2 separate regions of the Homo sapiens genome follow, and region 1 is linked to region 2. Evidence: read pairs that join two places in POLR2A ChIA-PET (ENCODE). Cell type or tissue: Panc1. All regions are shown on one strand. Each heading gives the region's core, and the rest is flanking DNA. Links, peaks and the distances in the headings are about the cores only. Region 1 overlaps EBF4 (EBF family member 4). Region 2 overlaps PTPRA (protein tyrosine phosphatase receptor type A).

Region 1 (16,419 bases), core at 5,031-9,030, 200 kb before region 2:
CGCAGCGGGCCCAGCCGCCCCCCAGGTGGCCTCACATTCTGCTCTGCTAAGTTTGGAGAAAACAGAACAATAAACCAGATGCAGGTGGTGCCCGCCCGGCCTCTCACCTGCCTCCTTGGTGTGAGTTTGCTTTTCTTAGCAGTTCAGCAGCTCTAGGGGAGGCTCCAAACCCTGCCCCCGGGGAGCCCTCTTGCGCCTCGGGCTTTTTAAGCAGCCCCAGAGTTCGACTAAAGCAAGTATTCCCTGCCCCACGTCTGTTCTTGGGGACTGTTGGGGGAGGGGGAGCAGGCTAGCAGGCCTGAGCTCTGCCTGGGAGCATAATAGGGCCACTGAGGACTCAGCTGCCCAGCTCTCCAGTCAAGATCAAAGTGGTGGTTGTCAGGACATTGCTGAGAACCAGGACAGACCAAACCAAATATGACCCAGATGTCCAGAGGCTCAGAAATTAGATCCAATCCAACACAGAGGCTGCAGGGCCACGCCTGGGCTGGGTGGGGCAGCTTGTGGCTCCCAGGGCTGTTTATCTGAGCTGCACCCCAATCCCATCCCACGGCCCCCACCCCCAGGCCTAGGCACCTTACGGCTCACCTGCCTCAGAGTTTGGGTGGAAGGAGGGTAAGGAGGCAAGATTCCTATGCCCATTCGCTCCACCACCCACCCCTCTAGGATGAGTCCCAGTTGTCCCCCTGAGATATGTCCCCTGGATGATGGTCTGGCTGTCTGACCCTGAAAGCCACTTTTTTGACCCATGATCCGGTGAGCCCCGTGTCTAGCCCCAGGCCTCAGGCTTTCCTCTTTCTCTTCCTGGCCCTGCTCCTGGGCTCTGGCCTCTGGACACCCTGGCCCTTTCAACCCATGCGTCCATGACCTGCAAATGCAGCCTTCTGGACAGGCACACTTGCCAGGGCACATGGGCTGGTCCTGTCTTTCAGAGGCCTCTACTTCTTTCTCTGGTGTTCTTGGCTAGCACCTGGGATTCATCTCTCCTGGACACAGGGCAAGAGGTCATGCTGCCTTCTGGTCATCCTGTCCCATTCTCAGTGCTTGCGTGGCCTCCCACTCAGAGCACCAAAGCCTGCCTGCCCACGCCCTGCTTTATTTGGCTCTGAGCAGCTCCCATTGCCCAGGGCCCTCCCAGCTGAGGCCCTGCAAAGTTCTAATCTGCACTGGACACAGGTGATAACTGGATAGTGGTCACACTCTGGTTCCCAGGATGGGTCAGGTGCCATGGTGGATATAAATGAGACATGATGTCTGTCCCTAACAATCCCACAATGCTGCTCAAGCCACCATTTGAGTCCACACTGTCCTTTTCCTTCATCCACAGCAGACATAGCTAACCAGTTACCATGTTTGCAATGGCCTGGATTGTGCCTCCCTAAAATCCATATGTTGAAGCATTAACCTCCCATGTGACTGTATTGAGGATGGAGCCTTTAAGGAGGTGATTAAGGTTGGACGAGGTCATCAGAGTAGAGTCTTGATCCAATAGAAGTTGTGCTCTTATAAGAAGAGGAAGAGACACCAGAGTGCACTCTCTCTGTCAGGTAAGGACACAGAGAAGGCAGCCGTCTGCAAACCAGGAAGAGAGCCCTCACCAGGAATCAAATCAACTGGCACCTTGGCCTGTGACTTGCGGCCTCTAGGACTGTAAGAAAGCAAAATTCTGTGGTTTAAGCCACCCAGTCCATGGTATTTTGTTATGGTAGCCCAAGCAAACTAATACAACATTTTTTTTTCCATCTGTGAGCTGAGGGCTGCCTCCAGGAAATTAACCCTTTAGTGTTTCTGGCCTGCCCCTCCCCACTACATGGAGGAAAAATCACCAGTTAGGCTTTGTTGTAGAATATTGTCAGCAAATTCTGGGACAGTAATCCGAGATGATGTGGACAGGGCACCAAGAGCCTCTGCTATGCCACAAAACCACCGTGATGACAGAATCATTTTCAACGAAGCTACTGATCAGAGTTGTTATTTGAGATGAAAACTATTAGCCAAGTCAATATCACACCAGGCCTTCTTGTAGTCTATAATCAGTGAGGAGCAAGTCAAACTGCTGACCATGAGTCAGTACAAGACCGGCCCACCAGCAAACCGGGGCCTGTGTCTGGGTCTGTGGCACCTTCTGCAAAGCAACTGGGGCATCTTCTGGGCCTTGCAAATGGAACACCTTTCAGACTTCCCACATCCTGTAGTCAAAGAGGTTCCATTCTCAATAGCACCTGAGGATGACATTAAGCCAAGTGGCAGAAACTTGGCCTGGAGCTTACATAAATCTGTAGTGGAGACCCACTACCCAATAAATGCTATCAAATGACTAGGTCTTAGTTTAGCTCAGTCCTGAGGCCTTGCACACAAGTAGAATTGATTGGCTCATTGGCATTCATCCCTACAGAGCCTGGATATCCCAGGCAAGTGATGAAAATCCTAACCTTAGCTCCAATTCCTATGTGAATATTGGTCAGGGTGGGATCATTCGCCTGGAATGGAAGTTGTCTTCATTTCAGTTCCCCCAGCAGCAGACCTTGGGACAGGAGGTGGGTCCAGATGGTTTATTTGGGCAACAATTGCAGAACGCACCGGTCAGGGGAGCAGGGAGGGGAGGCAGCAGAAAGAAGGAAGCCCAATACAGAGTGCTACTGAGCACGCTACTACTGTGGGTTTTTCTGAAGCTTAATCCCAGCTGGGAGCTCTGGGAGGCTATAAAATGCATACCTCAGGAATTTCGCACCTGAGGAGTGAGGCAGCTGGGGTACTTATACACTAATTCTCATCAGTCAGTGGTTAGGGCTTCTGGATGGAGTGGGAGGGCAGCACTAGCTTTCTGGCACCTCCAGTCTTCCCCACAGGTGGTAAAACAGTCCCAGTAGCTAGAGAAAACACTCAGACAAAGAGAAGCAGGAGCTGACAGTTGGAATCAGACAGGAGTACACAGAGGAGGTACAGATGAGGGGATGTGGGTGGGGCACATACCTGGAGGTGGTCCCTGGCAGTCATCCAGGGGAAGATGGTTTTTTCTACTTAAAGTAAGTTTGGAGTAGGCATGGATTTTTCCTATATCTGCAGATCCCACCTCTACCTGGCACCAGGTGACAAAAACTGCCCAGGCTATTTCTTGTTGAAGTACCAAGATGCCAGGTGACAAAGGGGTCCCTCTCAGCGTCAGCCCACCCCCAGGCTTCTAATGGGGGTGGGAATAGAAAGGGCACCAGACGCTTGGCTGCTCACCGTTCAGAGAGAGTGCATCTCCAGTAAGTCCTCTGCTTTCCTCTTACAAATTTTTCCCAGCAGAACCAGGCTGCTACACTTTGCATCTGACCCTGGGGACCAGAGAGCTTCTGGGGCTACATTTTGGCTCAGACAGGACCCGCTATAGACAGGTCTCACTGGCTCAAGAGAAGCCAGGCAGCAGCTTTGACCAGCCCTCTGCTGACTATTCTGCAAAATAGCATTCTCCCTGCCCCCTCCCCATATTGGCAGAGCCTTTTAACTTCTTCCAAAAAGAAAAATCCCCTAGAGAAATGGAAACTGCTGCGCAGTGTGGAAAGGATGGTCTTTTAAAAATATGACGTTAGAGCCCAGGCAGCTATTTGGGAGGCTGAGGCAGGAGGATTGCTTGAGCCCAGGGGTTTGAGGCCAGCCTGGGCAACAAGTGAGACCCCCATCTCTCAAAAAAGAAAATGGTGTTGGGTTAATTGGATAGCCATATGCAAAAATTACATTTGGCCTCTACCTCACACCATACACAAAAATCAATTTCAGGTGGATTGTGGATGGAACTGTGAAACCTAAAGCAATAAATCTTTACGCCCCTGAAGATAGACTAGAAGCTTTTTGCCAGAGTGATATCCAAGGTCTGTTTTTCTACCCATGTGACCAACTTTGGAATGAAGCAAGCACTGGACATATTTGAAATGGTTCAAATGGACCCTAAAGTCTCTTTTCACTTCTCTAGGAGAACTTTTCCAAATAGGAAAAAGTTCACAGTTCACAGTGTCTTTCTACCCGAGGAGAGACTAGGTCTTCATGGTTAGTGATTTCCCAAAGCTCTTAACTGCTTATCCTGGGCCAGCCGCCTTCCCCACCCTGTCCACAGCTCCCTCCTCTGCTACCACCTCAGTGGTAGTAACAACACTCACTGGGTGATGGAAGGGAATGGGTCACCTCCTTGGAGCCACCAGCCTAGAAGTTGGCCGTTCACAAGAAGACCTTCACTGTGAGAGTCCTGATGGGGGCGAGGCATCGACCACAAATATGGACCTAGCATCCTCTTATCACTTCTCCCATGCTCCCCTTCTCTTCACTCTTACTAAGAGGTGTGTGTGTGTGTGTGTGTGTGTGTGTGTCAGGGTTTCACTCTGTCACCCAGGCTGGAGTGCAATGGCACAATCATAGCTCACTCCTGGGTTCAAGCAACCCTCCTGCCTCAGCCACTTGAGTAGTTGGGACTACAGGTACCACACCCAGCTAATTTTTTAGGGGGTAAGAGATGGAGGTCTCACTATATTGCCCAGACTGGTCTCAAACTCCTGGGTTCAAGTGATCCTCCTGCCTCAGACTCCCACAGTGCTGGTATTACAGGCGTAAGCCACCACGCCTGCCTTCATTATGAGATTTTCTTTTTCTTTTCTTTTCTTTTTTTTTTTTTTTTTTTTTGAGACAGGGTCTTGCTCTGTCACCTAGGCTGGAGCGCAGTGGCACAATCACAGCTCACTGCAGCCTCAGCCTCCTGGCTCAAGTGATCCTCCCGCTTCAGCCCCCAGAGTAGCTGGGACCACAGTCACGTACCACCACGCTAGGCTAATTTTTGGGTGTGTGTTTTGTAGAGACAAGTTTCTCCATGTTGCCCAGGTTGGTCTCAAACTCCTGGGCTCAAATAATCCACCTGCCTCAGCCTCCCAAAGTGCTGGGATTATAGTTGTGAGCCACACACCCGGCCATTAGATTTTTGATAACCAGAATGTCTTAATTGAATGTAGTCTAAGTTATTAATCTTTTCTTTATGATTAGCGTTTCTCGTATGCTTTTAATTTATGTATTATTTTGCTTCACGCTTCACCTCCCCTTTTGTGTGCTTTTAAACAAATCTTCTGCCAGGTGCGGTGGCTCACACCTGTAATCCTAGCACTCTGGGAGGCCAAGGTGGGCGGATCACCTGAGGTCAGGAGTTCAAGACCAGCCTGGCCAACATAATGAAACCCCGTCTACCCCGTCTCTGCTAAAAATACAAAAATTAGTCGGGCATGGTGGCGCATGCCCGTAGTCCCAGCTACTCAGGAGGCTGAGGCAAGAGAATCACTTGAACCCAGGAGGCAGAGGTTGCAGTAAGCTGAGATCACGCCATAGCCTGGGCAACAGAATGAGACCCCATCTCAAAAAAATTAATTGATTAATTAAATGAAATTAAAATAAAATAAATTTTAAAATCTTCACTTACACCAAAGTCAAGAAGATATTTTAGAATTTTTCTTGTTTGTGGCTTTTATATTTAGGTCCACAATCCAACTAAAATTTATTTTTGTGTACAGTGTAAGCTAGAGATCAAATTTAATTTTTTTTCATATGGTTAGCCAATTGGCCCAGCACCATTTACTGAAATGAGTATATTTTCCCCCACTTCATTGAAGTGAAATCTTTGTTATAAATCAAATGTTCATATATGTATGTGTCTGTCCTGGATTCTCTATTCTGATCCATTTGTCTTTTTATCTAGCCTTATACCCGTGCCACATTATCTTAATAACTTTAGATTTATAGTATGTTTTGCTATGTAGTATGTATGGCAAGTCATCCAATTTAATTCTTCCTTTCAAATTTTTTTATTTTTATTTTTATTTTTTTATAGAAATAGGGCCTCACTATGTTACCCAGGCTGGTCTTGAACTTCTGGCCTGAAGTGATCCTCCTGCCTTAGCCTCCCAAAGTGCTCGTATTACAGGCTTGAACCACTACACCCGGCCTGTTCAACTTAGTTCTTCACAATTATGTTGGCTACATGTGGTCCTTTTCATTTCAATACAAATTTTATACTCAGTTTATTAATTTCTATTTTTTAAACTGGCAGGCAGATTGCCTGAGCTCAGGAGTTCAAGACCAGCCTGGGCAACACAGTGAAACCCCATCTCTACTAAAATGCAAAAAATTAGCCAGGCATGGTGGCATGCGCCTGTAGTCCCAGCTACTCAGGAGGCTGAGGCAGGAGAATTTCTTGAACCCTAGAGGCAGAGGTTGCAGTGAGCCAAGATCACACCACTGCACTATAGCCTGGGCAACAGAGCAAGACTCCATCTCCCAAAAAAAAACACAAAAAAACCTGCTGGATTTTCATTGGGATTACATTAAATTTACAGACTAATTAATGGAGAATTGATGTCTTTAAAATATTGTGTGTTTCAATCTATGAATATTGTATATCCCTCCATTTATTTAGATCTTTTAAGACTTCTCTTAATAATGTTTTATAGACTTCTGTATGAAAGTTTTGCACCTATTTCATTTATTTCTATTTGATTATTTTGTGATATTATAAATAGTATCATTTTCTTAATTTTATTTGTTGTGAATATATAGAAACAATGGATTTTTGTATAATTACCTTGTATCCAGCAATCTTGCTTAGCCACTTATCCTTAGATTATCTTGAATTTTCTTAGCTACATAGTTATGTCATCTGCAAAAAAAGGACAGTTTCATTTCTTCACTTGCAGTCCTTACTTTTTTATTTTTACTTATTTTTCTTGCTTAAATGCACTGGCTGCAACCTCCAATACAATGTTGAATAGAAGTAGTGAGAGTGGACATCTTTGTTTTGCTCCTGATTCTGGAGGGCAAACTTTTAATATTCCATCATTAAGCATCGTATTTGGTTTATAGATATCCTTCTATTCCTAATTTTCTAAAAATGTTTAAAAATTATAAATAGATGCCAAAATTTGTGAAATATTTTTCTTCATGTATTAAGTAATCAAATTACTTTCTCCATTATTTCGTTAATGTGCTGAATTATATTAATTACATGTCTAATTTTAAGCCACTGCTTTAGCTAATTGTATGTTTAATTGTAAATGGCCATATATTCTTTTTTTTTTTTTTTTGAGTGCAATGGCACGATCTCAGCTCACTGCAACCTCCCCTCCCTGGTTCAAGTGATTCTCTCGCCTCAGCCTCCTAAGTAGCTGGGATTACAGGCTCACACCACCATGCCTGGCTAATTTTTGTATTTTTAGTACAGATGAGCTTTCACCATGTTGGCCAGGCTGGTCTGGAACCCCTGACCTCAAGTGATCTGCTCTCCTTGGCCTCCGAAAGTGCTGGGATTACAGGCATGAGCCACCATGCCTGGCCTTATTCTTTATACAGGGTATACCAATTATTAACACAGAGCCCATTTTCTCTTTCTCTCTCTGCACTACTCTCTAAGAAGGCACTCACTGGCCCTCGCCCTTACCCGCTTCTCCTGGAGGAGCTAGGCTTTCTGCAGACCACCTCGGTACCTCACACTGCTACACTGGCTTTGGCTACCTTCTAGGAGCAGTGGAGGGAAAAACACAAGAACAAACACAAATTAATCTCTCACTAAGTCATTCTACTTTGACTCTAACCCATCTTTTACCATTCTATTCTAACCATTAAGATTCAAACCCAGCTGGGCTCCTTAGCTCTGGGTCCCCTCTGTTGGAAATCCAGAACAGTCCTCGTGAGTCCTCTGTTCAGGAGCCCCTGACCACTCACTTCCAAAGGTGAAGATACTCAAAGCTTCCCTCCTTGCCTCACCTTGGCAGGGGGTCACAGAGTGGCAGCCTCAGGAGGGTGGGAGGTCCTGGGTTTGAAGCTGCAGAGACTGCCAAGCAGAATGGGTAGGAGGGTCTCAGAGACCCCCACTGGAGACAGAACGGAAGAGAATTCATGGCTCTAAAGATGCAGGAGAGGCTGCCTAGCAGGGCAGGAACAGCAACAAGACGGTTTTATTTGTATACATTCCTTTTTGAGTATTTTATTCCTTGAGAGAGAAGGCGCCAAGTGTTTATGGGGGAAGGAAAGCTGGCCGTCCAGTAGCAGATTTGCTGTTCCCTGGGGCTCAGCATCCCAGCATCTTCATTCTCCAAAGCCTCTCCTGCCCCTCCCCTGCCAGCCTGGGAGCGAGCGCTGCCCTGATGCACCCTCATCTGGTGGGGTGTGAGGAGGAGGCTCGGGCTAGGCTGCCGCAGCTCCGGGCAGTCATCCCATGAGTCCAGTTCCTGAAGGGCTGATTCGTGTAGGGCAGAAAAACCCTCTGGCTTGGCTCCTGCCCCTGCTGCCTCTCTGGGGGTTCCACCCATGTAGGAGCCTGCCCCCTCCACGCACCCACCCGCTCACCCAGAACTGAGTTCACCTTTAGGTGGGTGGGGGAGGCTCCAGCCACTCTCAGGCTGGCACTGCCTCAAGCCCAGCCAGCGCTGGCTTCTGTGGTGAAAGCTGGTTTGTCTGGGCTGCTCCCCAGGGCCTTCCTGGAGCTGGGCCTGGAGGCTGACCTTGCCAAGACAAACTGTGGCTGCCGGTGGAATGTGGTCGAGTGGCTGAGCAGGCCCAAACCTGGCAGGTCTGTCCATGGTGCCCCTGCAGGTTCCACAACACAGAGCCCTACAGAGTCAGGTGGGGCCAGGAGCAGGTACCGAGAGACTTCTGGGCATCTCTCTGTCCCTTGTTGAGTGAGGACGGGGCAGCATCTCTTTTGGTCTCAACTGAAAGTGTAAAAGGCTATCATCAAGTGTGAAGGTTGACAGAATTCCTCAACCCACTTCCTCTGGGAAGCAGCTGTGCAGGAGAAGACATGGTGGGGAGGGGGTGCGGGGAGGAGTGTGTGCCTGTGTGGGTGTGGGCATAAAGCAGGAGCTGCCAGGGGAGGAGAAAGAGCTCTGGCAAGACCTCTTCTTCCCTTAACACAGCCCGGTGGGATGGGGCTACGTTGCTGTTAGAGCCAGAGTTTAATTTTTTTTTTTTTGAGACAGGGTCTTGTTCTGTTGCCCAGGTTGGAGTACAGTGGCACTGTCTCAGCTCACTGCCGCCTCGACCTCCTGAGCTCAAGCAATCCTACCTCAGCCTCCTGAGTAGCTGGGACTACAGGCATGTGCCACCATACCCGACTAATTTTTCTATTTTTTGTAGAGACAGGGGTCTCACTATGTTGCCCAGGATAGTCTTGAACTCCTGCCCTCAAGCAATCCTCCTACCTCTGCCTCCCAAAGTGCTGAGATTACAGATGTGAGCCACTGTGTCCAGCCAGATCCACAATTTGTTCAGCCCATACCATCAGCCCATTATTTTAGCGGGGGTTCCCTGGACGCAGAGCCTGAAATGGGGATTTGTGTGCACATGAAAGGGCTCTCTGGACAAAAAGGAGAGAAGAAAGCAGAACAGGGTAGGGGAAAGAGCTGGGCAAGTCTCTGCAGGAGGCTAGCACAGTCCCACGCGGAGCCTAAGCATGAAGGGCACCTCAGTTGGACCCTGCCATGACAAGGAGATGCCTCTAATATCCCTGAGCCTGTCAGCCACTGGTTGGAGGCTGCCAGAGGAGAGTGGAGAGTGAAACCTCCTGGGCAAAGCAGCTCCCATTTGGCCAAGGACAATACTTGGGAGAAGGGGGCAGCTGTGAGCTGTCAGCAGCCAACACTCACCCCAGTTGGGGATGAGCACACTGGCTGGTAAGGATCTGGTGGAACTCTAAGAGCCTCCACTGCACCCCTCTACCTAGTAAATCCGAGACCAGGAGCGACGCCCGTCTTTATACCAGCCCTACTTCTTGGGTGGCAAGGACTCCCCTTCTGTTTCAAGTAGGGCTTATAGGGAATGTCCTGGGCCATTGACAAACAAAGGGCAGGAATCCACTCAGGGAGATCAGGTGATGCTCAACAGAGCTGTGCAGCAGAGGTGGACACACACAGCAAGCACGCAGTTGACTCAATCATAGTCACTGCTTGGGAGGGCCATAGGTGCTGTCCACATCAGCTCTGCTGGCTCGGGACACCCATCATTGCCTTGGATGTCTCTAAAAGCTGACTCGCTCTTCTGCCTGTCCTCCCACCTACCCCCTACCCAGGCTGAACCCCATTTCCCTTCTCTTCTACCTCCCAGATCAGTGACGCTGAGCCAGTCCCTAAGGTAGGGTGAGGGCTGGCAGTCTTGCTGTTGCTCTAGTCTCTTTCCAAGATATCGCCTTGGCATCTGCTCCTGCTTCCCTGTGGCCTTCCATTTTCATACTCAAGAGTCTGTTTCCAGGCCAGGTGCGGTGGCTCATGCCTATAATCCCATCACTTTGGGAGGCCGAGGCGGGCTGATCACTTGAGGTCAGGAGTTGGAAACCAGCCTGGCCAACATGGTGAAACCCCATCTCTACTAAAAATAAAAAACTATTAGCCGGGCGGGGTGGGGCGTGCCTGTAATCCCACCTACTTGGGAGGCTGAGGCAGGAGAACTGCTTGAACCCGGTAGGCGGAGGTTGCAGTGAGTCGAGATCACGCCACTGCACTCCAGCCTCGGTGACAGAGCAAGACTCTGTCTCCAAAACAAAACAAAACAAAACAAAACACAAACAAAAACAAAAAAAAGGAGTCTGTTTCCCAAACAAAACAAAAACTCTGAGTCTGCTCTGTTTCTCCCTCTGCAATGCCCGGCAGCAACACTAATTTCCCTTAGGCAATAGGGACACTACTGACTAAGTAGGGGAAGCTCACAGAAATTAGAACAAAGTGGCGAAGGGAAGTCCAAGGGACTCAATCCAGTGCCCAGAGAGGAAGGACAGCAGTGTCCTCTGGGAGGGTGAGCCCCAGAAAGAGGCACCCCACTGGAAATATGACAGGAGGTGGAGGAAGCTGAAGAGAAAAGAAAACGTGTGAAAAGCACCTCATGCTCCAAAGACAAACAAAACAAGAAAAGTAGAGACTTCCCAGAAGATGGAATGATGTAGGTTTGCCATTTCTTCTGCTAAGTCTAATTTAAAACCCTGGATGGCTCACGCCTGTAATCCCAACACTTTGGGAGGCCCAAGTAGGAGGATCACTTGAAGCCAGGAGTTCGAGACCAGCCAGTGCAACATAGTGAGACCACCTGACTCTACAAAAGAAAAATTAGCCAGGCGCAGTAGTGCGCACCTGTAGTCCCAGCTACTCGGGACTGAGGCTGGAGGATGGCTTGAGGCCAAGAGTTTGAGGTTATAGTAGCACCACTGCACTCCAGCCTGAGCAACAGCGAGACCTTGTTGCTTAAAAAAATAAATAAATAAAAATGAAAAATAAAACCCTGGACATTATATATAAAACAAGCATAAACAGATTCTGGGGGGAGAAAAGGGTTCTGAATGGGGGAGAAAAAGAGGCAGATGATTTAGAGGCCTCTGCACCCCAGGAAAGACATGGCAGAGAATCCCCTGGGTTTTCTTTCTGTTCCACATATCCTAGATTTGGAACTTAAGAAACTGGCAACACAGCAATGCCATGGCATGCCAAAAAATAAAAAAAAGCTCCAATAAAAACCTGCTCCTCTAGCCAAAGGACCAAGTGAACAGCAACCTAGTAAGGCTGAAACCGAGACACAAAAACCACTTTACTTCAGCCAAGCCCCACAGAATAAACTGAGACCCCACCTACATCCGCACAGCAAAGGCGCAGTGGGGAGCCTAAATTCCACCCTCCCAAGGCTGCAGTGAGGTTCCCCAACGACCATCACCAGAGCAGTGCCAGTGAAGACCGGGCAGAGAGTTGAGCCATCCATCTGTGTCAGCCAGCAAAGGGGCCTCCTCCGTGCTCCACGGTATCACTAGCACCACCACCACGCTGGGAACCACGTGAAGAACCTGGATTTCCGGCCTGTACTCCCCAGTAAAGAGGCGCCTCTCCCGCTTCCTGCTGAGATGTGTCACAGGAAGCCTTGTGGAGAGTCAGGATTTTCGCCATGGCCCAGAGCAATTTATTAGACCACCTACCCTGCCTCTTCGCCCTCCAGCGGTGGTGTCAGTGGAGATCACAACTGGAGTCAGACTTCCCACCTTTGCCCATCAGTAAAAAGGAGCACCTGCCCCCTACAGGTGTCAATATAGGTCATTTTTTACTCCCACCTGGCAGGGAAGACCCGACCTCACCCCTCCCGACCCTGCCTTGCCCTGCCAGACAGATAGGTGTCAGAAAAAAGTCAGCTAAAACATAAAGTTTATATTTATCTATTCATATTTTTCAATTTTATTTTTAAAGAGACAGGGTCTTGCTCTGTCATCCAAGCTGGAGTGCAGTGGCATGATCACAACTCGCTGCAGCCTTGAACTCCTGGGCTCAAGCAATCCTCTCCACTCAGCATCCCAAGTAGCTGGGACTACAGGCATGCACCACCACGCCTGGCTAAAACATAAAGTTTAAATAAGATCCAGAGTCTGGTAACACAATACAAAAAGGTCCAAATTTCAGGCCGGGCGCAGTGACTCATGCCTGTAATCCCAGCACTTTGGGAGGCCGAGGCGGGCGGATCACCTGAGGTTGGGAGTTCGAGACCAGCCTGACCAACATGGAGAAACCCCGTCTCTACCAAAAATACAAAAATAGCTGGGCGTGGTGACTCATGCCTGTAATCCCAGCTACTTGGGAGGCAGAGGCAGAAGAATCACTTGAACCCAGGAGGTGGAGGTTTTGGTGAGCCGAGATGGCGCCATTGCACTCCAGCCTGGGCAACAAGAGCGAAACTCCATCTCAAAAAAAAAAGAAAAAAGGCCAAGTTTCAACCAAAAATCACTTGTCATGCCAGGAACCAGGAAGATCTCAAACCAAATAAAGAAAGGCCATCTATTGGATGTAACACCAAGATGCTAGAATTAACCGATGAAGATATTAAAGTAGTCATGATCAAGATACTTCAACAAACAACTAAGAATATGCTTAAAATAAATGAAAAAATTGCCTCAGCAAAGAAATAGAAAGTCTCTGAAAAAGTAGATGATAACAAGAGCCAAATGGAAACACTGAAACTGACAAAACAGAATCACTAAAATTTTAAAATTCAGTGGATGGGCTCAACAACAAAATGGAAGGTACAAAGGAAAAAATCCATAAACTCAATGACAGAATAATAGAAATGGCCAAATCTGTAAAGAGAGAAGAGAAACTGAAAAAAAAAAAAAGATAAAGAGAACCTCTAGAGACTGTGGAGCTATAACGAAAGAGCTAATATTAGTGTCACTGGAGTTCCGGAAGGAGAGCAGGGCTGGGTGTGGTGGCTCATGCCTGTAATCCCAGCACTTTGGGAAACTGAGGCAGGAGGATTGTGTGAGCTCAGGAGTTTGAGACCAGCCTGGGCAACATGGTGAAACCTTGCCTCTACAAAAAATACAAAAATTAGCCACATGTGGTGGCATACATCTTAGTCCCAGCTACTCAGGAGGCTAAGGTGGGAGGATGGTTTGAGTGTGGGAGGCAGAGGTTGCAGTGAGCTGAGATTGCACTGTTGTACTCCAGCCTGGGCAATAGAATGAGACCCTATCTCAAAAAAAGGAAAAGAAAAAGAAAGAAAAGAAGAAAAATACTGGAAGAAATAGTGGCTGAAAATTTGCCACTTATCACTCATGTCATAAGGGCCTTCAGCCACTGAAACACTGTTTTCATTTTTTTTGGGGGGGGGTTTGTTCTGTTTTGTTTTTTTGTTTTTGTTTTGAGACAGAGTCTCGCTCTATCACCAGGCTGGAGTGCAGTGGTGCGATCTCAGCTCACCACAACCTCTGCCTCCCAGGTTCAAGCAATTCTCCTGCTCAGCCTCCCGAGTAGCTGGGACTATAGGCACGTGCCACCACGCCCAGCTAATTTTTGTATTTTTAGTAGAGACGGGGTTTCACCGTGTTGGCCAGGATGGTCTCGAGCTTTGACCTCATGATCTGCTCACCTCGGCCTCCCAAAGTGCTGGGATTACAGGCCTGAGCCACCCTGCCTGGCCTCTGTTTTTTTTTTTTTTTTTTTAAGACACATTCTCACTCTGTCTCCCAGGCCGGAGTGTAGTGGCACGACAATAACTTACTATAACCTTGAACCCTTGGGCTCAAACAACCCTCCTGCTCAGCCTCCTGAGTAGCTGGGACCACAGGCACGTGCCATCACGCCCAGCTAATTTTTTAATTTTTTGTAGAGATGCAGTCTCGCTATGCTGCCCAAGCTGATCTTGAATTCCTGGCCTCAAGCAATCCTCCTTCCTTGACCTCCCAAAGTTTGGGATTACAGACATGAGCCACTGCGCCCAGCCCTGAAACACTTTTTGAAGCTCGTATTAGTAACCTAATAAGTAACCTAAGCCATCAGAGGTATCTATATTTCATATAGCTGTGTTTCTAATAAAGCTGTAATTAAAAGAACATTTGTAACTTAAAGTTCTAAGTTGTCTCAGGGGTTGGGTCACTATATTGAGTGTACTCCCCCAATTCTTCTCCTCACATGCAGATTTTAGTAAGTGATAGTTTTAAATTAAATTTTGAACCTGTGCTTTGCTTTGTTTTGTTTTGTTTTGTTTTTTTCTGATACAGGGTCTCACTCTGTCTTCCAAGCTGGAGTGCAGTGGCGCGATCTCGGCTCACTGCAACCTCTGCCTCCCAGGTTCAAGCGATTATAGACATGTGCCACCATGCCCGACTAATTTTTGTATTTTTAGTAGAGACGGGGTTTTACTATCTTGGCCAGGCTGGTTTCAAACTCCTAACCTCAGGTGATCCACCCACCTTGGCCTCCCAAAGTGCTGAGAGTAGAGGCGTGAGCCACTGCATCCTGCCAAGCCTGTGCTCTTTGTTGCCTCCATACTGCTTCACAAACATGGGGGCATTGAGCTTGGAACTTTCTCGCAGAGGCTGAAACCACCTTTGTCTTCCTCTCCATGGAAATTAAATAGGTTTCATGTCAAGCATAGTACATATGATGTCTGTACAAATTAGAAAAAGGTGTCTCTTCCTCAAGCCCCCCCCCCAAAAAAAGTGTTATGTTAATATTTATTCCTTAACGACAATAATTAAGATAAACATACAGGAGCACTTGCCCCTCCCCCAAAGCCGACAGCCTTCGTGTCACCTGATGTATTAGCTGAAGCAGTATTCCTGGGTGAGAAATGTGTTGTTTCCAGAATCCAGAGGCCACCAAGTGCTGTGCTTCCTTCTTTGTGGCAGGGGATACAAAATACAGCAATTAGTCTCTAACTTTGGAGGAGCTATCCTGGCATGCCCTTGGCCAACAGACCCCGTAAAACTTGACCAAAATGGCAGGTCCCTGAACCCTCCCAGAGTTTATCTCCTACCATCTGGATTGCATGTGTCTCACCAAGGCCTCCAGTGTGCTAGCCATGTTGTGCTCATCCTGCCCGCCTGCATGACGTCAGTAACATAAAGGATCACTGCAGTGTCTGCATGACATATGGATAGTACAGAGACCTTCAAACTATATTATGATACAGACCAGGAAAATTAACATAGCCCTAGGGCAAAACACTGAGTAAATATTTATGTGAATGAGGACTGTTTCTGATCTTCTTTTCTAATTGGGATGGAACTCTAATATAAAATCCACCACCGTAACAAACTGAAAGAGAGAAAATATACGGTCACCTCAAAAGATGCAGAAAAAGCATTTGACAAACCTAACATCTGCTATAAAAATTCTCAGCCAGCTAGGATGAGAAGAAAACCTCTACAACATGATAAAGGGTATCTATGAAAACCTAACAGCTAACCCTAAACTGAATGTTTTTGCCCTAAAATCAGGAAGTAGGCAAGGATGCCCAGTCTTACCACTTTTGTTTGTGCTTCTTTGATCTGAAAATATATGGCTTTCACAAAATTTGAGCAGTTTTCAGCCATTGTTTCTTAACTTTCATTTAATATAGTACTAGAAGCCCTAGCAAGTGTGATAAGGCAAGAAAAATAAACAAAAGTCTTAATATTGAAAGGAAAAAATAAAATTATTCCCACTCACAAATGATATAATCATCTGTGCATAAAATCCTAAGGAATATATATATGTATATATTTGGAAAAAAACAGCTCCACGGCCAAGCATGGTGCCTCACACGTGTAATCCCAGCACTTTGGGAGGCCAAGACAGGAGAACTGCCTGAGGCCAGAAGTTCGAGACCAGCCTGAGCAACACAGGGAGACTCCATCTCTACAAAAAATGTTTAAAATGGCCAGACATAGTGGTGTGTGCCTGTGGTCCCAGCTACTTGGGAAGCTGAGGCAGGAGGATCACTTGAGCCCAGGAGTCTGAAGCTGCAGTAAGCTGGATCGCACCACTGCAGCACACAGCCTGGGCAATAGAGTGAGACAGCTGTCAAAAAAAAAAAAAATAAAGCTTCTAACTAATATTCAAGTTTATCAAGATCACAAGATTTGAGATCAATATACAAAAATCAACTACATTTCAATATATTAGCAAGGAA
Region 2 (16,419 bases), core at 6,986-10,985:
CCCACCTCGGCCTCCCAAAGTGCTGGGATTACAGGCATGAGCCACCACACCTGGCCCCTTTGCCCATTTTAAAAATTAGGTTGTTTTTGTTGTTGTTGAGTTGTAGGAGCTCTTTGTATATTCTGCATTTCGGTTCCTTATTGGATATGTGATTGGCATACATTTTTTCCCATCCATGGATTGCTTTTTCATTCTGTTATAGTATCCTTGATTCACAGAAGTTTTTAATATTGATGAGGTCCTGCTTAGTCTGTGTTTTGTTTTGTTGCTTGTGCTTTTGGTGTTATATCCAAGAAATTTTTGCCAAATCCAAAGTCATGAAGCTTTGCCCTCTGTTTCCTTCTGAGTTTTATAGTTTTAGGACTTAAATTTAGGTTTTCGACCCATTTTTAGTTAATTTTTGCAAGTGGTATAAGGGAGGGGTCCAGCGTTATTGTTTCACGTGTAGATATACAGTTTTCTGAGTACCATTTGATGAAAAGGCTGTCCATTGAATTGCTTTTGCAACTTTTATTTGGGCATATTTATGTGAGTCTGTTACTGGTTCTATATTTTACTCCATTGATCTATGTGTCTATTCCTCTGCTAATACTGTCTTAAATATGGTAGCTATATAGTAAGCCTTAACACTGAGTAGATAGATTTCTCCCCTTTTTTTGTTCTTTTTCAAAATTGTCACTGGTTTGTTTTTATTTTTTACTTTATGCAGATAATCTGTACTATACTTTGGTTTCATGTATCAAGTAGTTTGTTCCAAGTTGTGCTTTAAGCAGAACAAATAAATTTTCATATTGTTCTTTGTGTTAATCTGCAATATAAACCTATACCAAATTCTATTTTGTGTATTTGTTTATTGTAGTAATCTGACTGACTCTTTTGCCTCCAGACTCATCTCTTTCAAGGTCCCCAACTGAATCTTGTTTTAGGTGGAACTTAGAAGCAGTAGAAGTTAAGAATCTATTTCACAGCCTTAGTAGTCTAGTTTCATTCTCTATATAATGTTGTCTATGCAAGTGAGCTGCTCTCCAGTGCCTTAGTTTCACTAATGTTGGGGAAGGTCTCTTCTCTTGTTTTGGACTTCTCTATCACATTGCCTTTCTCAAGAGAAGACATATAATGAAAGTTGATATCTGGTGTTCTAGGACTTCTTCAGAAGCTTGCCAGTTTTTCAAGCTGATTTCTCTCACTGGCAACTCTTCAGAGTGCTGTTCCTACTCCACCCTCCCCTGGTGGTATGTATCAGTTTTCTACTCATCAGCACCCACCTACTCCTGCCTACTGTGTTTCTCAGATGTCTGCTGCCTGGCTAGCTCATTGCTGCTTTTGTCACTCATAGAGCTGTCTTCTTCCCTTTTTTTGGCTTTCTGCCTGACTTCCAGGGCAGCTGCTCTGTCATTGCCTGTCTGCCATTCTGTCTTTTTTCCCCCTACCCCCCACAGATACAACATCTACTCTAATACCACACATTCTCCATGTTCAAACTAACCTCATCACTTTCCCCACCACATTCCCCAAAACTGGTCATCCTCCAGCTTATAGCATTGCAGTTCACTGAAGTTAGACATCTGGGCCTTGCTTACCTCCAACATCTCATTAGCCTTCGATTCTACCCCTATAAATCCTCTTCTCAGTCTCCTTTAGATATTCCTGCCCTGCTGTGAGATCCATCTGGTTTATTGGCTAGATTACTTCAGAAAGCTTCAGTCAGTGACCCTCCTTACTTCAAACCCCACCAGTTGATCCTTCACTCTGCCATCAGTCATTGCTTCTAAAATCTAAATTGTTCCATTTAACCTTGCTGTGATAAAACCTTTGGTAGTTCTTCAGTGTGTTCAGTGGTAAGTTAAAACTTTCACTGTAATGTACAGGCCCCTTCATGATATGATCGCTGCCTCCTCGAGCCTCATTGTGTGCATTTCCCCGCCCCACCCTTTCCTCACCCACCCTAGTCTTTCATGTCTGCCATTTTTACATTCATTTAGCAGATATTTATTGAAGCCCCCTGTGATGTCCTTACCTAGGTCTTTCTTGTTGCCAGGACCAGACAGGCTTTTTCAAGCTTCCAAGTCATCTCAGTTTGAAAGACTATGTCTGACCCTTGTCTTGGCCAATTACTCTTTATCCTTCCAAGTTCAATGATTGTCCCACTGCACTCCAACCAGAGTGAGAGAGCAAGACCCTGTCTCAGTAAATAAAAATAAATAAATAAATAAATAAATAAATAAATAAATCAGCCATAATTTATTTAATCATGTCTCTCTCCCCCATTGATAGACGTTAAGGGTATTTCCAGTATTCTTCTCTTGAAAACAATGCTACATTGAATAACCTTGTACATGGGTCACTTTGAAAGTATGGATATGTATCCGTGGAATAAGTTTCCAGAAGTGGAATTGTGTCAGAGGGGTTGTGCATTTGTAATTCTGATGAATATTTATAGATTATATGAGAGTACCTGTTTACTCAAACTCTTGCCAATGCAGCATTATCAAAGTTTTTTATGTTCGCCAGTGTGATAGATTAAAAAATGGTATCTCAGCCAGGCGCAGTGGCTCACGCCTGTAATCCCAGCACTTTGGGAGGCTGAGGCGGGCAGATCACGGGGTCAGGAGATCGAGACCATCCTGGCCAACACAGTGAAACCCTGTCTCTACTAAAAATACAAAAAATTATCCAGGCGTGGTGGCGGGCACCTGTAGTCCCAGCTACTCGGAAGGCTGAGGCAGGAGAATGGCATGAACCTGGGAGGCGGAGCTTGCACTGAGCCGAGATCGCGCCACAACATTCGAGCCTGGGCGACAGAGCGAGACTCCGTCTCAAATAATAAAAAAAAAAGATGGTATCTCAGCATTGATTTCTTTGATCATCAGTGAGGTTGAGCATCTTTTCATAGATTTAAGAGAACTGTATGGTTTTTTGTGAGTTATGTTTCATATCGTTTACCCATTTTACTTTTAGGCTGGAAGCAGCTGTTTTAGTGGAATGGTGGAACAAGAAGCCAGATTGCCATGGAGAGACAACTCTTTCTAGAGATTTGGCTATGAAGCAGAGTAGAGACAATGATAGCTGAAGGATTGATGTAGATGCAAAGAAATTTTTCATCTTCTTTGAAAACTTAATTGTGTTAAAAACTGGTATGAAAGGGAGGGGTTAAAGCTAGAGATGGTGGTAGAAAAAAATGCAGGGTTCCTAAAGGACTGAGATTCCTGGATGGAATTTCAGGGAAGGGGAAAATTTCTGGATATAGTGACTGGGGAGTTAAGGGTGTCTAGTCCAATGGCTTTTATTTTCTTGGAAGGGTAGGCAAGGCCAACAGCCACATGTGTGGGAGGAGATGGTTAGAGGGGAGAGGAGGTTTGAAGGCACCGCTATGGAGAATTGGAGAGAGCTAAGGAAAGACAGAAAGACTGCAGAAAGTGCTTAGGGTTCCACTGAAGCGGAAATAGTGATTTGTAGTGATACAACCCTTATGAGTTATTTGATTTTTTTTTTTTTTTAAGCAGCATCTGGCAGTCCAAGTATAGGGCTGACAGTTTGGGATTTTTCTTTCCATGTTGGTGTAAAAGAAGAACAGTGTAGTGAAGGAAGTTAGGACAAAAGAATGATTGAACTGACACCAAGTTTTCTTGATTTGGTAGAAAAGGAAATAAAGATAGAGCAGAGATATTGAAAAGAATTAGAGAGGGGTTCAAGAGACTGAAGGCCTGGGTGAGGTCAGAGAGCAGGTGTGGTAGACATAACAGAGAGAACTACAAGGATAGAAAGTGTGGTTGGAGAGTGGGAAGGCAAGATTTATTCAGTATGGGGGCTTTTCTGGGTGATGACAGCATCTGGAGTACAGCCATTGTCGTGAGTGGCCCAAGTGTAGCAGAGATAAAGCGTTGTTGGAGTGAAGGAAGTCAAGGAACTGAGAGGCTGGCCTAGATGGGGATTTTGGTTGTCATCCATGAGGATATTGAAGTCATCCAGGAGAATAGCAGGCCTGGGGGACAGGAAGGAAACTGAGCCACTTACAGTGTCTTCAGTGATAGGAAAGCACAGGGCAAAAAGCTTTCAAGAACAGGGACTGTTAAGCCGGGTACAGTGGCTCACACCTATAATCCTAGCATTTTGGGAGGCCAAGGCGGGTGGATCACTTGAGGTCAGGAGTTCAAGACCAGCCTGGCCAACATGGTGAAACCCCATCTCTACTAAAAAAAAAAAAAAAAAAAAAAAAAAAGAAATACAAAAATTAGCCAGGCATGGTGGCACGCGCCTGTAATCCCAGCTACTTGGGAGGCTGAGGCAGGAGAATTGCTTGAACCTAGGAGGCGGAGGTGGCAGTGAGCCTAGATCACACCACTGTACTCCAGCCTGGGCAACAGAGCGAGACTGTATCAAAAAAAAAAAAAAAAAAAAAGAACAGGGACTGTTAGAGCAGGCTCCAGGAGAAATGCTTTGCATATGGCATTCTTGAGGAGTGAGGAGGACCTCAACCCTACTTCCTGAAATGGAGCTCTGAGATGTTGGAGTAGAAATTTGGAAACCAGAGAGAGAAGTAAGGATAGTGTTGTTGCAAATGCATTGTATATGGGGGGTCGGGAAGTCACAGGAGTTTGCCTCAAAGTCTTTCTCGGAGACGGATGAGGTTTTCACTGTGATTTTCCTGGTCGTGGTCTATGGATATAGTACCTGTTAGTGACATGGATCTTCTTAACTTCTGATGTGTCTTTTCCTCCCTAGTGTACGCATACCAATTCTCTCCACAGCTTCCATCACCATGCATTTGTTCTTTTCCCTTGTTCTTGTATTACCTTTCTGGAAAGGAATTTTTATTGTAGGCTAATTGTTACTCCCACCAGTATTTAACCACTGGATATTTCATATGATTGATCTCTTCTGATTTGGAAAATAAAAATGTAATCTCATTATATTCATTTGATTAGTGGGGACAGTCAACACTTCTTTGTGTATTTTCTTAGCTGTTCGTTTTTCTCGTCTGTAAATTATCTGTTTAGGTCCTTCAGATTTTTCAAAATTGGACTGTTATGTTTTCAGTATTGTTATGAGTTCTTGTTTCAATTATTTATGACAGTTCATTTTCTTTTTTAAAATAGACTTTTTTTTTCTTAGAGAAATAAGAAAAAATAAAAATTAAAATAGACTTTGTGTTTTAGAGAGTTTCAGGTTCACAGCAAAATTGATCAAAAAGTATGGAGAGTTCCGGCCAGGCGCGGTGGCTCACACCTGTAATCCCAGCACTTTGGAAGGCCAAGGTGGGCAGATCACAAGGTCAGGAGTTTAAGACCAGCCTGGCCAATATGATGAAACCCCATGTCTACTAACAATACACAAATTAGCTGGGTGTGGTGGTGCACACCTGTAACTGTACCTACTCAGGAGGCTGAGGCAGAAGAATCTCTTGAACCTGGGAGGTGGAGGTTACAGTGAGCCACAGTCATGCCCCTGCACTCCAGCCTGGGCAACAGAGTGAGACTCCGTCCTAAAAAAAGAAAGAAAGAAAATATAGAGCATTCCTAAATACCACCTGTCCCCAACACCTGCACAGCCTCCTCATTATCCACATCCTACACCACTGTGGTACCTTTGTTGCAATTGATGGACCAACATTGACTCCTCATTATCACCCAAGCTTTGGTGTTGTACATTCTGTAGATTTGGACAAATGTATAATGACATGTGTCTACCATTGTAGTATCATACAGAAGAATTTGACTGCCCTGACAGTCCTCTGCTCCACCTGCTTACTCCTCTCTCCCTTTTCCTAACTGCACAACCACTGATTTTTTTTTTTTTTTTTTGAGACGGAGTCTCACTCTGTCCCCCAGGCCGGAGTGCAGTGGCGCCATCTTGGGTCACTGCAAGCTCCACCTCCCGGGTTCATGCCATTCTCCTGCCTCAGCCTCCCGAGTAGCTGGGACTACAGGTGCCCGCCACCACATCCGGCTAATTTTTTGTATTTGTAGTAGAGACGGGGTTTCACCATGTTAGCCAGGATGGTCTCGATCTCCTGACCTCGTGATCCGCCCACCTCGGCCTCCCAAAGCTGGGATTACAGGCATGAGCCACCACGCCCTACCTTTTTTTTAAAAAACAAGGTCTTGCTCTGTCACCCAGGCCTGAGTGCAGTGATGATCACTCCTCACTGAAGCGTCGACCTCCCAGGCTCAAGTGATCCTCCCACCTCAGCCTCCTAAATAGCTGAGACTACACACACACACCACCATGCCCAGCTAAGTTTTGTATTTTTTATAGAAATGTGGTCTTGCTGTGTTGTCCAGGCTGGTCTTGAACTCCTGAGCTCAAGCAATTTGCCTGCCTTGGCCTCTCAAGGTGTTGGGATTACAGGCATGAGTCACCGCACCTGGCCTTTTTTATTTTCTTTTTTTTTTTTTAACCAGTGATCTTTTACTGTCTCCATGGTTTTTCACATTGGCTTCTGTCACTTAGTAATATATGTTTAAGTTTCTTCTACGTATTTTCATGTTTTTAGCTTATTTCTTTTTAGCAGTGAGTAATATTTCATTGTCTGGATGTGCCATCACTTATTTATCCATTCGCCTGCTGAAGGATATCTTGATTGCTCCCAGTCGTGGCAATTATAAATAAAGTTGCTGTAAACATCCATGTGCAGGTTTTTTTTAAGTGGCATAAGTTTTCATCTCATTTGGTTAAATACCAAGGAGCACAATTGCTGGATCATATGGTAAGAGCTTATTTATTTTTTTGAGAGACTACCAAGCTGCCTTCCAAAGTGGATGTACCATTTTGCATTCCCACCAGCAGTGAATGAGAGTTCCTGCTGCTCCATATTCTTACAAACATGTAGTATTGTCAAATGTTTTGGATTTTAAAACCAAAATCCATTTTCATAGATGTGTAGTGGTATCCCGTTTTAATTTGCAATTACCTAATGACTTGATGTTCTGTGTCTTTTCAGATGCTTATTTGCCGTACTGTTTATCTTCTTTGGTGAGGTGTCTCTTCAGGTCTTTTGCCCATTTTTAATCTGGTTGTTATTTTTCTTGTTGAGTTTAAGAATTCTCTGTCCTTTGTCAGATCTATCTTTTGCAAATATTTTCTCCTAGTCTGTGGCTTATCCTCTGATTCTCTTGGCATTGTCTTTCACAGAGTAGACATTTTATATTTTAATGAAGTCCAGACTATCAATTATGTTCTCATGGATCATGCCTTTGATGTTATATCTAAAAAGTTCTCGCCATACCCAAAGTCATCTAGATTTTCTCCTGTTATCTTCTTGGCATTTTATAGTCTTATGATTGATATTTAGGTCTATGATTCATTTTTAGTTAAATTTTTGTGAAAGATAATAAGGTCTGATATGGATTAATTTTTCTATATGTAGCTGTCCCTTTCCAGTATCATTTGTTGAAAAGACTATCTTGCTCCATTTTATTGCCTTTGCTCCTTTGTCAGTTGACTATATTTATGTGGGTCTGTTTATGATCTCTGTTCCGTTCCATTGATCTGTTTGCCTTTTCTTTTGCTAATACCACAGTCTTAATTACCATAGCTTTAAAGTAAGTCTTGAAGTCCAATAGCATTAATCTTTGACTCTTCTTTAATATTGAGTTGCCCCTTCAGAATCTTAATGTCTCTCCATGTAAACTTTAGAATCAGCATTTTTATATTCACAAAATAACTTGCTGAGATTATGATTGAGATTGCATTGAATCTATAGGCTTATTTGGGAATAACTGACATCTTGACAATATTGAGTCTTCCTGTCCATAAACATTATTTATGATGGGCTTCTTCTTTATGTTTAGGAGCTTTTGTTTTTTCTGTCAGATATTCCACTTCTACCTTTATGATTTCTTAATTGCCTTTTATGCTTAGAAAGTTTTTCCTCATCCTGAGCTCACATATTCATTTATTTTCTTTTAAAATGTGTTTTCAAGCATTTAATTTTTAAACCTATGTGGAATTTATTTTGGTATATGGAATGAGGTGGTGGTCTAACTCCCTCCTCTCAAATATGTAGTTATTTTTCCCAAAACCATTTTCTATTAATTTATCAAGAATAGACATGTATACATATACATATATAATAGTCAGCCTTCCACTTGTTGTTTGACCCTTGTGAAGGAAATTGTATGAGTTTCCAATTTTGGATTAGGCTCAGGTAGTAATTGAGCTGGGTTCTGCCAGAGATCCATGTTAATTCACTATCCAAACAGAGTTATAAAATGTAAGTTTTATGAAAATCTAACAGTATATCACTGGTTTAATGATCACAGCCTAGGAAGAATGGGGAAATTGTCAAAATCTTCTGTGGATGCACCTGAAGGCCACTGCTGAACCCATTTCCCTGCTAGGCACGGCTGCTGGTACCAGGGGCAAACTCCTGGAGTATATATGAACCACCTACATCTCCTTCTCTTCCCCCCCTACCCTTGAGATTTTCATGTGTCCCTTAAGGATGTGTGTCCTACTTCCCTTGGAGAGTCACTACCACATTGAACACTTTAGACTGTGAGTCCTGTGAAGATGGGGCTCATGAGTGTATTGCTCCCCAGTTGTTTCTCTAGCACTAGCTCAGTATAGGGCATAAAAATCTGAATGGATGAACAAACCACTATTACTGGTGGGGACATGCTACTATCTTACATGGTTCGAGGTGGAATAAAGGTTGAGAACAGCTATATAATGTGTTCCTTGAAGGGCAGCAGTACATCAGTGCAATCAGCCTACCTTCTCCATACTTCTCACTCTGAAAACTGTAAAGCTGCACCTAGCAATCAACTTGGGAGCTTTAAAAGGGACTGCTCCCTAGCTCTCACCCACAAAGCTGTAGTCTAGCACAGGTGACTTTTTTAAAAAAGTTTTTTGGTCCAGATGTGATGACTCACGCCTGTAATCCCAGCACTTCGGGAGGCTGAGGCTGGGAGGTCACCTGGGGTCAGGAGTTTGAGACCAGCGTGACCAACATGGAGAAACCCCATCTCTACTAAAAATTTGCCGGGCATGGTGGCACATGCCTCTAATCTCAGCTACTCGGGAGGCTGAGGCAGGAGAATTGCTTGAACCCGGGAGGCGGAGGTTGCCGTGAGCCAAGATCACACCATTGCACTCCAGCCCGGGCGACAGTGCAAGACTCCGTCTCAAAAAAAAATAAAAAAGGAGTCCTATTAAGACTTATTTTTACAGGTTGGATATCTCTAATCCCAAAATCTGAAATGCTCCAAAATTTGAAACTTTTTGAGCGCAGACATGATGCTCAAAAAAATGCTCACTGGGACATTTTGGATTTCAAAATTTGGATTAGGGACTAGGTGTGGGAGCTCACACCTGTAATCATAGCACTTTGGGAAGTTGAAGCAAGAGGATCAGTTGAACCCAAGAGTTTGAGAGCAGCCTAGACAACATAGTGAGACGCCGTCTCTACAGAAAATTTTAAAAATTAGCCAGGCATCGTAGTACATGCCTATAGTCCCAGCTACTCAGGAGGCTGAGACAGAAGGATCACTTGAGTCCAGGAGGTAGAGGCTGCACTGAGCTATGATCATAACCACTGTCTCCATCCTGGGCAACAGAGCAAGACCCTATCTCTTAAAAAAAATCTGAAACACTGCTAGTCCTCAAGATAAGGGATAGTCAGTCTTTATAAAGACTCAATTAGTTATTGGATATCTGAGGAAGCATGCATATCAGGCTCCCAAAAGATCATTGGTTTAGGCACACATTTTAATAGCTTGGAAATCCAGAATACTCTTCTGGTGACCAGCTCAGACATAGTCCTGATAATATAGGACCTCATCTAACATGACTCCCTATTTTCCAGATAAGCATGGATTCCTGGTTCATTCTTGTTCTGCTCGGCAGTGGTCTGATATGTGTCAGTGCCAACAATGCTACCACAGGTAAATTGTCATTTGATAAGGCTGCTATTTGAAATGAAATTTTGCTTTCACATTTAATGAGCCACATTTGAAAACCGAGATGGTATTTGAAGAAAGGAATATAAAAATTTTATTCAAAGTGATGGTAAAATAGGTGTCTTCAGAAATCTTGGAATTGAATGCTCAGCATTGTTTTTCATACATACATAACTGCTTTAAATAAATCAAAGAGATTATGTGTTCTTTCCTGAAAAGTAAAATAAATTGTTGACATTTACAACTCTATATATGGTTTCTGAGGAACTAAGTGAAGAATCTTGTGTCTTTCTCCCTTAAACCGTAGTCCTTTGGAGGAGGTAGGAAAGGTCCAGCATGAGATAAAAACGTAGGGGGTGGGTGGTGTTGAGGGGGATTGGTCTTTGCTTGGTCTCCATATGTTTGAGAGTTTATTAAGGCTTGCTGCTTTGTGTCTCACAGCTTTTTAGCCTCACATTCTTCATGTGCTATTTCCTTGTTTTTTGGTGTTTGTAGTTGCACCTTCTGTAGGAATTACAAGATTAATTAACTCATCAACGGCAGAACCAGTTAAAGAAGAGGCCAAAACTTCAAATCCAACTTCTTCACTAACTTCTCTTTCTGTGGCACCAACATTCAGCCCAAATATAACTCTGGGACCCACCTATTTAACCACTGTCAATTCTTCAGACTCTGACAATGGGACCACAAGAACAGCAAGCACCAATTCTATAGGCATTACAATTTCACCAAATGGAACGTGGCTTCCAGATAACCAGTTCACGGATGCCAGAACAGAACCCTGGGAGGGGAATTCCAGCACCGCAGCAACCACTCCAGAAACTTTCCCTCCTTCAGGTACTAGAGATGATTCTGTTTGTTCTTTTGCTCTTTGAGTTTAGTCTTCCTTTTATTATCTTGTTTGTGTTTTCTAGCCTTAAAATTTCTTCAAATAAGTAAAATTGCTCAAGTGAAGTAATGAAACCTGTATGTGGAATTTTTGGGTTAGCATGAGTGAAGAGGAAAGAAGAAAGATTCTGGAGAATATCTTTCTGCTAGGTGGGATCCTGGTTAGATTGAGAGGACTTAAATGTGTTTAAAGGTAGAGAAGAAGGCTTAAAAAGACAAGAGAAATAGAGGAGCTCATTGACGATGCAAGAGACTGAAGATGAAAAGATACAGAGAATGAGTAATAAGATTAGGTTTGGAAAGGGAGGGATCCGTGGAGACCATGGAAAGGAGAATGGGTATTGATGTCCATGACAGTTAGATGTGAGATACAGAGAATGAGTAATAAGATTAGGTTTGGAAAGGGAGGGATCCATGGAGACCATGGAAAGGAGAATGGACATTGATGTCCATGACAGTTAGATATGGAGTGGCAGGCCAGTGGCCAGGGGTGGCATCAGGCTCTGGGAAATGGTTACATTGCAGTGCCAGTTGTTCAGGGCCTCAGGTTGAAGCAGTAGTCCCAAGGAGAAAATCAGAGACGTGGATCTGAGACCAGGGCAGGTAAGACAAGTTTCTGACCTCTTTGAACCTTAGGTACCTTGTCTGTAAAAGAGGATTAGAGATACCCTCAAAGGGCTTCTATGAGGAGTAAAGGAAATAATCATTACCTGATTGCTATGTAACTGTCATCCCTTTTCTAGCAAAAATCACTCTTTCCTCTTCTGTGTTCCCAGTTAGATGGTGAGTGCCCCTAAGCAGAATCACATCTCGCTCATGTGGAACATTCAGGAACTGTTTGCTCAGTTGATTCTCATTTGTTACTACAGATGATATCTTTTACTGCGCCTTATAACTCAGACCCTTCACCTGCCAGCTTTTCCCCATATTTTCTACCGTAAAGACAAGACAGCATTTGCAGTTAAGAGCACAGTCTTCAGTGCCACACTGAGTTTGAATCCCAGCTCTTCCATAAACCAGCCATGTTTATGGCATAGCTGGCTTACTTTATCTCTCTACCTCGGTTTGTTCATCTGTGAAACAAGAATGAGTGATAGTAATAGTTCTTACCTCATAGAGGAGATATTAGGATTAAACAAGTTAATATGGGTAAAGCACTTATAAAGGTGCCTACACATGGTAAGCACTATTTTTAAGTGTGAGCTGTTAGTATTGTTGTGGTTATTGCTCTGATAGTTACCAGTAAAATATATGAAGGTACCTTTAATGCAGATGGCATCCCACTATTCTTGATGAGATAGGGGACTGCAGACAAATAATGTCTGATACTTGCTTTGTGCTTTAGAGTTAATGTAGTTTTGTCATAGTTATTACTGTGTGCTAGGCATCGTACTAAGAGTTTTCTAGAATAATCCTATGAATTAAGTTCTATTTTATGTTTTATAGGTGAAAGTATTTTACAATGATGAAACCATAATTTGTGGAATGTTTTTCAGTGTACAGGTCATGACACAATTCATGAAATCACTTTAGCAGGCCACCACTAGTTGTTTGTTTTGTTTTATTTTAATGGATGATCCAGTTCCATGTTTATTCTTTTAATGTTACATACAATTTTTTGAAATTTTAGTAACAACATAAAATGTTGGGTTGTGGCCATTGCTTAGGGAGAAAGGCAGGATAACTTGTACAAACTGTATGAGTGAATGGAAAAGGTGGAGACTGTAACACAGGCCTGACTGACTGAACAGCCCATGTTCTATTGTGTACTGTCTTTCATTTAACAGTTCTGTGACATGACCATGGATAATCATCTCCTTTTAACAGATGCTTGATTTCAGACTGTATATAGAGGTTAAATGATTTGTTTTAGATCTCAAGGCTGACAAATTAGGCCTATTTCTCACTTTTGCGGTCTTTCCACTCTGCTTGTAGGGAACTTAGTTTTCCATAAACTGACTTAGGTCCAAATTGTGCCACAGCTAAGAATCTAGTTATTGTACATTTAACACAGTTCACGTCATAGGAGGCTGAGACTATGTTTCTCTAGTGGCGTTTATTCAAGATGAGTAAAACACAAGAAACCATTATCGCACATGGGAATTTCATAGTCTTAAACCCCACATCCCACTTATCACCACCATTTACCAGTCCTCCTGTAACAGTTACAATTTTTTATTAAATCAGTATTTGATGTATATTATTGTAATTATGAAATATTCATTGCTGAGCTATAAGTATAAATGGATTGTTTTTCTTGTACAGTTTTTTTTCTGGATTTAATACTTACCTTATTTTTTGTTTATTTAGTTTTCTATTTAGTCAGGCCAGGCACACTGGCTAACACCTGTAATCCCAGCACTTTGGGAGGCCAAGGTGGACAGATCACTTGAGCTCAAGAGTTTGAGACCAGCCTGGGGAACATGGTGAAACCCCATCTCTACAAAAAATACAAAAATTAGCTGGGCATGGGTGCATGTGCTTGTAGTCCCAGCTACTCAGGAGCCTGAGGTGGGAGGATTGCTTAAGCCCAGGAGGTTGAGGCTGCAGTGAGCTGTGTTCATACCACTGCACTCCAGCCTGGGTGACAAAGCGAGACCATGTCTCAAAAAAGTTATTGCTACTCAATTCTTACCATGCTCTCCAGAGCCTCTCAAAACAGCTTTCTACAAAGTGAGATCTGTTAGATAATCTATTTCTTTTTTACCTCTAGAAATTCCTCCTGAGCCCTCCATTGTCTTATTCCAGTCTAGGCTTGTCGATCTCTAGGGCTACTACACAGATACATCAGCCTGAGATTTCCCTTCTCTGTCATTCTGGGAATTCCCCTTGCTGCTGCTTCCTGACTTCCATATTGTCTTCCTTTTTGTCTTCTCATCATTCGGTAGATTCCTGAGAAAAGGGGTCCATGGGAGGCAAATTGCATCCTTACATATCTAAAAATATCTTTAGGGCTGTGCATAGAATTTGAGGAATATTTTTCCCCCAGAATTTTTAAAGTAATGCCCTAACTGACACCTGTTTACCAGGTTTGGAGGATTTTACTGCTATCTTAATCCCTAATTGTTTGTATGCTTTCTAGGATCTTCTCTTTATCATCAGTATCCTGAAATTTCACAGAGATGTATCTTGATGTGGGTCTTTTTCGTTCATTATTATGGATACTTAATAGGCCCTTTAGAGCCTTGATCTTGCATTTCTGAAAATTTTCTCCCATTTCTTTGAAACCTTCTCCCCCTCTTCCTTTTTTTTTTTTCTCAAATTCTTAATATTTGGATATTGGATGTATCCTGAATTAATTCTTTAATCTTTAAAATTTTTCCTTTCTGTTGATCTTTGCTTTGAGTCTTTTTCTCCTTTTAAAAATAAACAAAGGCCAGCTAGGCACAGTGGCTTATATCTGTAATTCCAGCACTTTGGGAGGCTGAAGCAGGAGGATCGCTTAAGCCCGGGAGTTTGAGACCAGCCTAAGCATCGCAGCAAAACCTCATCTCTACAAATGATTTAGAAATTAGCAGGGCCTAATGGCTCATGCCTGTGGTCCCAGCTACTCAGGGCTGAGGCAGGAGGATTACTTGAGGCCTGGCAGTTGAGGCTGCTGCAGTGAGCTGTGATCGCACCACCGTACTCCAGTCTGGGCAACAGAGGGAGACCTCATCTCAAAAATAAATAGGCCTGGTGTGGTGGCTCACTCCTGTAATCCCAGCACTTTGGGAGGCCAAGGCAGGTGGATCACTTGAAGCCAGGAGCTCAAGACCAGCCTAGCCGACATGGCAAAACCCTCTGTCTACCTACTAAAAATAAAAAAATTAGTCAAACGTGTTGGCATATACTTGTAATCCCAGCTACTTGGGAGGCTGAGACATGAGAATTGCTTGAACCTGGGAGGTGGAGGTTGCAGTGAGTCAAGTCCCTGCACTATAGCCTGGGGAACAGAGTGAGACCCGAGACTCTATCTCAAAAAAAAAAAATCAGTGACAAGTAAAAAGGTAGAATACCTTTTTTTTTTTCTTTGAGACAGTCTCACCCTGTCGCCCAGTCTGGAGTGCAATGGCGCAGTCTCGGCATACTGCAAACTCTGCCTTCAGGGTTCAAACAATTCTCCTGCCTCAGCCTCCTGAGTAGCTGGGATTACACATGCCCACCACCACACCCAGCTGTTTTTTGTATTTTTAGTAGAGACAGGTTTCACCATGTTGGCCATGCTGGTCTCGAACTCCTGACCTCATGATCCACCTGCCCCGGCCTCCCAAAGTGCTGGTATTACAGGCGTGAGCCACTGCGCCCAGCCTAGAATACCTTTTAAAAATAAATAAATAGGCCGGGCGCGGCGGCTCATGCCTGTAATCCCAGCACTTTGGGAGGCTGAGGCGGGCAGATCACGAGGTCAGGAGATCAAGACCCTCCTGGCTAACATGGTGTAAATAAATAGGCCGGGCGCGGCGGCTCATGCCTGTAATCCCAGCACTTTGGGAGGCTGAGGCGGGCAGATCACGAGGTCAGGAGATCAAGACCCTCCTGGCTAACATGGTGAAACCCCATCTCTACTAAAAAATACAAAAAAAAATTAGCTGGGCGTGGTGGCAGGTGCCTGTAGTCCCAGCTACTCTGGAGGCTGAGGCAGGAGAATGGCGTGAACCCAGGAGGTGGAGCTTGCAGTGAGCCGAGATTGCGCCACTACACTCCAGCCTGGGCAACAGAGCAAGACTCTCTCTCTAAATAAATAATAAATAAATAAATAACTCCTTTTACAAAAGCATATATATTCATTTTTTCCATTTATAATATAAATAATAGATATGCTGAGTTGATTTCTGCATATTGCTTTTTCAGTTACCCTATCATACTTGCTCTTTGTTTTAGTAAAGAGCTGCTGTATTGAAGGATATACCTTAATCTCTTTATCCAGTTTCCCCATCAGTGGACACTAAGATTGTTTTCAGAGTACTCTTATAAACAATACAGTTTGTCATTTCAGACACATATGAGAATATTAGCAGGATGAATTATTTTAAGTCTGCATTTATAAATTTATGGATATTGCCACATTTACCTCTGCTAGGAAGTCTATTCCTATTAACAATATGTCAAAGTGCCTATTTTTCTAAACTCTCTTCAGTGTGGTGAATTGTTAAACTTGGGGATCTCTGCCAATCTGACAGGTGAAAAATAACATCTCAGTGTAAGTTTAATTTGCATTTTGCTGAGATTGAGCAATTTTGTGTAATTTAAAAGATCATTTATTTTTCTGAGCATTCTCTGTTGATATTCTTTACCCATTTTTATTAGAGTGTCAAGGTTTTCCTGACTCGTTTGTAGATGTTCTTTGTACGTTTGGGAAATGAGTCCTTTGCCTATGGTAAAACTGCAAATGTTGTTCCCTAGGTGGTCATCTAGATTTTCTGCATTGCAGAAGATATCATTAGCTATTTTTAATTTTTTTAATTTAAATATTTCTCAGTTTAGGTTTTCTAGGAATTGGGTCATATCTAGGAAGGCTTTCCTTACTCCAAGATTATAAAAATAATTTTCTTCTGGACTTCTATGGTTTCGTGTGTGTGTGTGTGTGTGTACACGCACTTAAGTCTGTCTCGAATTTATTCTGATGCAGAGTGAGCTATGGATCTGTTTT

The links. ChIA-PET counts read pairs that join two places held together with the same protein. Peaks named below come from ENCODE experiments on the same cell type or tissue, not always from the same donor. Only the 100,000 strongest peaks of a DNase experiment are listed, where the experiment ranks them.
Region 1: POLR2A ChIA-PET joins it to region 2 with 9 read pairs; 3 of 35 experiments call an interaction of 5 or more read pairs at or near these places.

Annotation. Positions count from the first base shown.
Region 1 is chr20:2,759,985-2,776,403 of GRCh38, forward strand. It overlaps EBF4 (EBF family member 4), which reads left to right. Exons shown (of 17, transcript NM_001395167.1): 17 at 1-124. Among named protein-coding and RNA genes, the nearest start is that of CPXM1, 32 kb to the right of the region's middle. RefSeq lists a silencer at 11,899-12,193 and an enhancer at 13,532-13,681. In Panc1, for the core only: no CTCF peak of the experiment used is centred there; no DNase peak of the experiment used is centred there; H3K27ac peaks cover 785 bases.
Region 2 is chr20:2,954,467-2,970,885 of GRCh38, forward strand. PTPRA (protein tyrosine phosphatase receptor type A) reads left to right here. Exons shown (of 24, transcript NM_001385305.1): 4 at 9,806-9,884; 5 at 10,395-10,736. The coding sequence starts at 9,812. Among named protein-coding and RNA genes, the nearest start is that of GNRH2, 81 kb to the right of the region's middle. RefSeq lists an enhancer at 960-1,019. In Panc1, for the core only: no CTCF peak of the experiment used is centred there; no DNase peak of the experiment used is centred there.